2 separate regions of the Homo sapiens genome follow, and region 1 is linked to region 2. Evidence: chromatin contacts called from ENCODE Hi-C or POLR2A ChIA-PET data. All regions are on one chromosome and are shown on one strand. The core of a region is the stretch at or near the end of the contact, and the rest is flanking DNA. Distances in the headings are between cores, read along the strand shown. Region 1 overlaps LOC105376360 (a long non-coding RNA gene). Region 2 has its middle 39 kb from the start of LINC00703.

What was found. A loop is a pair of places that touch in the nucleus more often than their neighbours do. ChIA-PET counts read pairs that join two places held with the same protein, here RNA polymerase II (POLR2A). Pooled maps may share reads with other maps.
Region 1: a pooled map shows a loop between it and region 2 (4-fold over the local background). The contact joins two enhancer-like sites. A Hi-C loop is called at or near these places in 1 of 37 single-sample maps with no recorded cell type and 3 of 50 pooled maps. POLR2A ChIA-PET finds 5 or more read pairs at or near these places in 1 of 52 experiments (AG04449).

Annotation. Positions count from the first base shown.
Region 1 is chr10:3,622,031-3,625,250 of GRCh38, forward strand. All of the region lies in intron 1 of LOC105376360 (a long non-coding RNA gene), which reads left to right. Among named protein-coding and RNA genes, the nearest start is that of LINC02669, 120 kb to the left of the region's middle. Within about 2 kb of position 1,906, at least 7 of the 41 ENCODE cell types and tissues checked have a DNase peak (open chromatin) inside an H3K27ac peak, as active enhancers do.
Region 2 is chr10:4,343,240-4,346,399 of GRCh38, forward strand. No RefSeq gene overlaps it. Among named protein-coding and RNA genes, the nearest start is that of LINC00703, 39 kb to the right of the region's middle. RefSeq lists an enhancer at 840-2,039. Within about 2 kb of position 1,397, at least 20 of the 41 ENCODE cell types and tissues checked have a DNase peak (open chromatin) inside an H3K27ac peak, as active enhancers do.

The sequences.
Region 1 (3,220 bases), core at 656-3,155, 720 kb before region 2:
GGCAGGGCATCCATCACGTTGGGAAGAGCAGCCAGTGCAGGGTCAGGCTGGTGAACGGAGGGGACGGGCCAAACGTGAATCTCAAAGCAGAAGCAAATACAGGCAGGTGCAAACCCAAGCGCTGTGCTCGGCCTCCTCAATGTGGATTGCAAAACAACAGTATTTACTGGGGCTTGCTATAGACAAGACACTCTGCTAGGGGAAGGGGATACGTAGAGGCAACAAGACAAAATGCCTACCTTACAGAGAGGGTATGGACTAATTGATATGCTGCATAATGACCATTCATCAATGAAGGACCGCATATTCTATGGTAGTCCCATAAGATTCTAATACCATATTTTTACTGTATCTTTTACGTGTTTAGTATGTTTAGATACACCAATACCATTGTGTTCCAATTGCCTACAGTATTCAGCACAGTCATATGCCATCCAGGTTTGCAGCCTAGGGGCACAGGCTACATCATACAGCCTAGGCGTATAGTAGGCTATGCCATCTACATGTGTGTAAGGACACTCTATGATGTTCACACAATGACAAAATCACCTAATAGCACATTTCCCAGAACATGTCCCCAACATTAAGCAATGAATGACTGTAGCTGAAAAGGGTAATTTAACAACGGAAAGCAGTGGGTGGCAGTCAAGAGTTCTAAGAAGTCCAAGGTGAAAGTGCTCTGTGAATAGATTGCTGGTCTCCTATTTTGCTTTTTGAGCCCATCTGTGCTGTGCTTTTGGAAAAATGTTGTCAGTCCTAACCTCCAACACTCTCAGTGCATTTGGAGCAATACACTTCTGGTGAACAGAGAAAATACCATATTCTGCAAGTGAGATTTTTTGTCTCCATTCTGTGGTTATTCTTTATCCAACAAAATGAAGTTTTAGAATTTAAGTTAATGAACATTTATTGTGGACCTAGCTTACAGAGTAAAGGGACAGATGAGTAAAAGAGTCTTTGCCCTCAAGAGTTATGAAACCTGAATCACAAGAGAAGTATAAAAAGGGACTACCAGAGAGTTCAGATGAAATGAGGTGCATAATGAATGTGCCTTCAGTGGGGCACAGATGGAGTTATGTGGGAGGGCATGGGGAAACTCTTAATGCAGGAGTTGGCCTTCAGATGATCCTTCAAGTGGGATGGTCATTAGAAGGAGAAGAGATCCCCAAGGATGAGCAATGCCAGTATCTGAGGCCAGATGGCCCGGAAAGGCTGGTGCTAGGGGGAGCAGCAGTCACTCTGTTTGTCAGAGCCCAGGAGCTCTTGTACAGAGGCAATGGCTGCACCAGCTGGTGGAACTACATTGCAGGAAACCTCCAAAGCCACACAGGGTTCATCTGCTTTTCAAAAGGCAAAAAAGGACTGGTGGGAAGTTTCTGAGCCAGAAGGAGACAATATCAGTTATATCTAAACCAAAATATTTTTAACTTGGTGCAAGGTTTCTAGATAAATCAGGGAACTGGATAATGAGTCAGAAAGAGTGCCAGGAGGATGTCAGCATCGCAGAGGTGCTCCCTGCTAACATCACATCCTGCACTCAATTTTTTTTTTCTTTAAATCACTGCTCGGGTTGTGTGGCATGTAATGAGAATGGTAAAATGCTTTGTTCTTATTACTGTAATTTCAATAACAAATATGGAAAGAAACAACGAAATGGCCTACACAATAAAAATAATTGTTAACCCATTTTACTAGCTCTGTGGCTAAATTATATTTTTATAAATTACAGTTCCAGTGGAGGCAAATGTGCTCGCAAGTTCCTTGTTAACAAGGTCACCAGTATAATTTGAATATTTTCCACAGCTGTTGCTCTCACACCTAAAGAGGGAAACAGCTCCAGCTATGTAGGGCAAGTGAACGAGAATGCTAATGAGTCTAACAGATTGGTTCAAAATAGAAGCATAAACCTTCAATTCATGAGGACACAACCGTTACGAAACCAAAGCCGAGGAGCTGGTCTGTGTTGAGGAATTCAACACTGCAACATCGTTCGAATATTTGACATAGTTCTTGACCCAGGCTTGGCAAAATTTGTCCACTATAAATAGAGGAAGGAGGGAAAAGTTTATGAGAGACCATATAATTCCATAAACATGAATTTCACTCTTAGAAGAATCCATAAAGAATACTTTGAAAACATGCTTTGTGAACGCTCTTTCACTGAATTACTGTGTAAAGCGTTTTGGCAGCAGTATCATGTTCTATACAGCAGAGCTAAAATTGCAAATTCACAATGATACAAGTGATATTAGGTAATTAAGACAATAAAGATTTATTTGATGATAAGAATCAATGGCTTGATTTACCAAATCAATTGGTTTACTATTTTGTTTGTTTAAGTGGAGATGAAGTAAACTTCCATCACAGTCCTTAATGATAAATCTTTATTGTTGCTGCTCTTTTCCATTCTATCTGCGTTGAGAAACTAGTTTTTGGAACTCGCTGTAAGAGCTGTAGAATGGGAACAGGCTGAACCACTGAGTAAGAGGGAAACAGGTTTTGCACAAGACGACGTGCAAGTGGAGGATCTGACGTGGTTTGAAAAGCCGTGGGGCTTTGACTAACACACTGAGGCATGGAGGAAATGCCACCAAATTCCTACCAAAGCACACTCTGAACATCGACATTATACTAAAGCGAATAATAAATAAGGGGCAAGAACTTGCAGGCACTGCCCATTTGCATTAAAGTCTGACAAATTCCTGCTCCCAAAGAATTCCTCAGGAAATGCATTGAGATGATGATTCTCAGATCAATTCCCTAGCATTCAGGGGAAAAGTTTTTTAAAATCACAAAATTAAAAAACAATGTCTTTCAATACTCCAGGCACTGATTTGAGATGTTACACTTTTTGAAGCCAGACTCGGTACTTTTTGGTATATTGGGCTCAGAGTCTCACTGGTACTAAGCTTATTTGATGCTTTGGTGTGTTGGGCACAGAGCTTTCCCTGGTATGTAGCTTATTTGTAAGTTTCTATAAATTGTTGCAAGTCAGCTGTAGGAAAAGCAGGCATCTTGAGAAGTCCTGGTAATTATTCCAGAGCACTAGGCTTACATTAAAAAATAAAAAAAAAACTTAGCCCAGAGTGTTGTGAAAAAGACCAATGGAGATTATCATTTAGCTACCTAAGAAGAGTGTAAAGAAAACAAATTATTATCCTAAAATACTAGTGATGATTTACCTAATTAATCTTTGACAGCTTGAAATGTGTCCTCAGCA
Region 2 (3,160 bases), core at 147-2,646:
AAGCAAATTGAGAGTTGCTAGAGTCTGCAGAGAGGAGAGAATGGGGAGTGACAGCTTAATGTGTGTGGGGTTTCCTTCCGGAGGGATGAAAACATTCAGGAACCAGAGAGTGATGACATTGGTGCGGCACTGTGCTTGTACTACATGGCTCTGAGTTGTTCAAATTAAATGGTTAAGATGGTAAATTTTTGTATGAATTTTAATAAAGTATTAGTTGGTTGCTTTTTAAAATTGCTTGACCATTTATGTCTTTATAAAGTAAGGAATATGTTTCTTTTAATAGGGCTCAAAAACTAAAGATTCTGAAACAGTCTCTAGATAACCTTGTAACTGCTGCTTAGACTACGAGGTAGTAATCTGACAAATTTCTAAATTACATATGACTTTTAAATTGTTTTTAAAAAATTATTGTATAGTTGGTAAGCTCCTATTTGGAAACAAGGGAATAATGAATTCTTAAAAGAGCAAGATTCTAGAGATTTTCTGTGAGAATCAGAGGATAAAACACTTTTATTAGAGTCAATGAAGCCATGTGCCCCTAAATATTTTATTTTCAAATTTAAAGTGTATGATTGATTGTCCAAGCTGATAATCAGCACCAACCCTCTCTTGTTTTCCTCGTGTATAATTTATATCCTATTATTTTGAAGAAAGACCCAAGGCAACTGTGCTATCCACATGTGTACATTGAGCCGCAGTCTTCCAGCTGTGCAGTTTCCGGAGCATTAAAAGAGTTATTCTCTCTTAAAACACAGGCTCACATGCCTGAAGTCCCACTCTTAGAAAATGATTTGATTTCTCCTTTCATCCAGGATCCTCTGATAAAGTGCCACTAATGACTCCTGGAGACAGCAGAGCAATGGGGCCCAGGCCAACTGCGTCTTCAGAGTCTGCACTTGTGACAGAAGGGGGCATCTATGTGGAAACCTCAGCATCTTCTCAGTGCATCTATTCCACAGCTGATCTGGGCCAGCTTGAGATTCCCTCTCTCACAGCACCCTCCACCCACCTCACGGAGGAGGCAAAACTATCTCTCAACTTTCAGTGTGAGAGTCTGAAAATGGGGAAGCTTTAAGAAAGACAGGTTTTTTTTTTGTCTGTTTGTTTGTCTGTTTTGTTTTTTCCTTAAAGCCCAAGGCTACCATGTTTATTTCTGGCTTTGGGTTTCTTTCTTGAAAAAAACCCTTTGATAGAAAGCACACCTTGAGTGACCTGCGCACCTCTCCTTTGACACAGATCCATTTTGTTTGGGGAAGTTGCATGGGAGGCAGAGTTGAAGCTGCTGCAGAGGTTTGTATTTCAACAGATCATTCCAGCTATCCACGCTCAGCGCCAGGGAATATGGAGACTATAACATAGTATGTGGCTGACGCAAGTTGCCTACATAACTCAGACGAGAGCTCCACACCCTGGGGCTGTGCCTCGCCACTTCTGTGGAAAACATTCTTCAGAGCTCTTTGGAACAGGATGACTCACATCAGGGGGTATTTTTAGGAATCTGTGAACTTGCATTTAGCTTAGAGATGCAAGATCCATCCAGAGGAGCTCTGAGCCATTACACACGGGCTGTTTTGAATGTTGTAATTCAACCACGGTTTCTTGGTCTACGATTGAATCATCCTCCAGTTAAGCATCAGAAGAAAACAGAAAAAGACTGTTGCTACAGCAGGGCATTTGATAACATGCTAAGGAAATCAGTGCCGGCAGCGGCCCCATGTATATTTTTACAGAAGAGCACCTGCTTGTTCCCAGCTCATCTTGCAATACTTGCTTAAATTTTGCAAATTCACTCCTAGAAATTTGTTGGATTGCATTAAAATATCAACACTGAAATTAGAGGCAGGTGTAGTCAAATGCATTAAAATGCCACTCTAAGCAAGGTCAGCTATACATAGTGCTCATTTATTTGCAGCTTACCTTTCAAACCACTGGAGAGAGGGGCAAATTGGAACAGCAGGTGCGGCCTGTGGAAGCTTTAAGCAGCATGAGACAGTTTCCCCCTGGAAGGTTGGGACCTCCCAGATACGTGTGTGTATATTTGTGTGTGTTATGTATGCATGTGTGTTGTATGTGTTTAAGTGTGTGTGGTTTTTTAATTTTTGTTTGTATGTATGTGCATTTGTTGTGTGTGTGTGTTTGTATGTGTGTAGTTTAGTTACTAAATAATCAGTTCCAGGTAAGAACAAATCAGTCCATCCATCAACCAATGAACAGATGAGTTGTAGGCAGACCTTTCAATGCTGAGAAATAGAATCTTTGTTTCAGTGTCAGGATAAGGAAATTCTGCTGTCAAATGTCCAGAGAATAAGGGTTAGCATTATTTGGGCTTGGAGGCAAGAATTTCTCATCTTCCAGTAATGATCAAAACCTGAACAAATCTAATAATATGTAAATGTCCAAAAAAAGAAAGAAAGGAAGAAGGAAGGGAGGAAGGAAGAAAGAAAGGAAGGAAGGAAGGAAGGCAGTGAGGGAGGGAGGGGCAAAAATGGTGAAGTTTATGAATTAAAGGAAAAAGGAAAGATTTTAGTCAACTTAAATATCGTATTTCTTTCACAGCTGAAGTTTTCTTCGTACATGTTTACGTTTTTTTTTTTCTTCCCTGCCTGATATTTTGATTATTTTTGCTGCTGGTTTGCCAGTATGTAAAATTTTCTCACTGACTGTCCCTTGCCAGAACATGGAAGTCTGTGTTGATTGTTACACTACCTGGGTTGACCAGGGTTTAACGTAAATTCATGAACTTAACAGTGGATTCTTCTCCAAGTGGAGCTGTGATGACTAAGAGCACTCCCAGTTGACTTCCATTTCACAAACTTTCCCCCTTTCACTTCAGTATTATTAAAACAGATGGTGCCTTTCCAGTCCAGCAGGGAACTACAAAAACCAATTTTAGAGAGTAAATTGGAAAGTTGATGTTTCCTTTTAAACAAACAAAGGAGAGCTGAACTACCTCAGCCAAGAAAGAAAACCAGATCTCAAATGTTAACCTAAATTCAAACTACTATAAAGCAGTCTTTTGCTGAAAAACAAAGCACAGAACATTACATGGGACCCTTCAGTGAAAACTTTGATCATAGTTTTCATGTTTCTGTCAGGGTGAAAAGAAGAAATAGCAGTCTCTTTTGACAGTATTTTTGGTCTGGCCAAAAATAAGGACGTA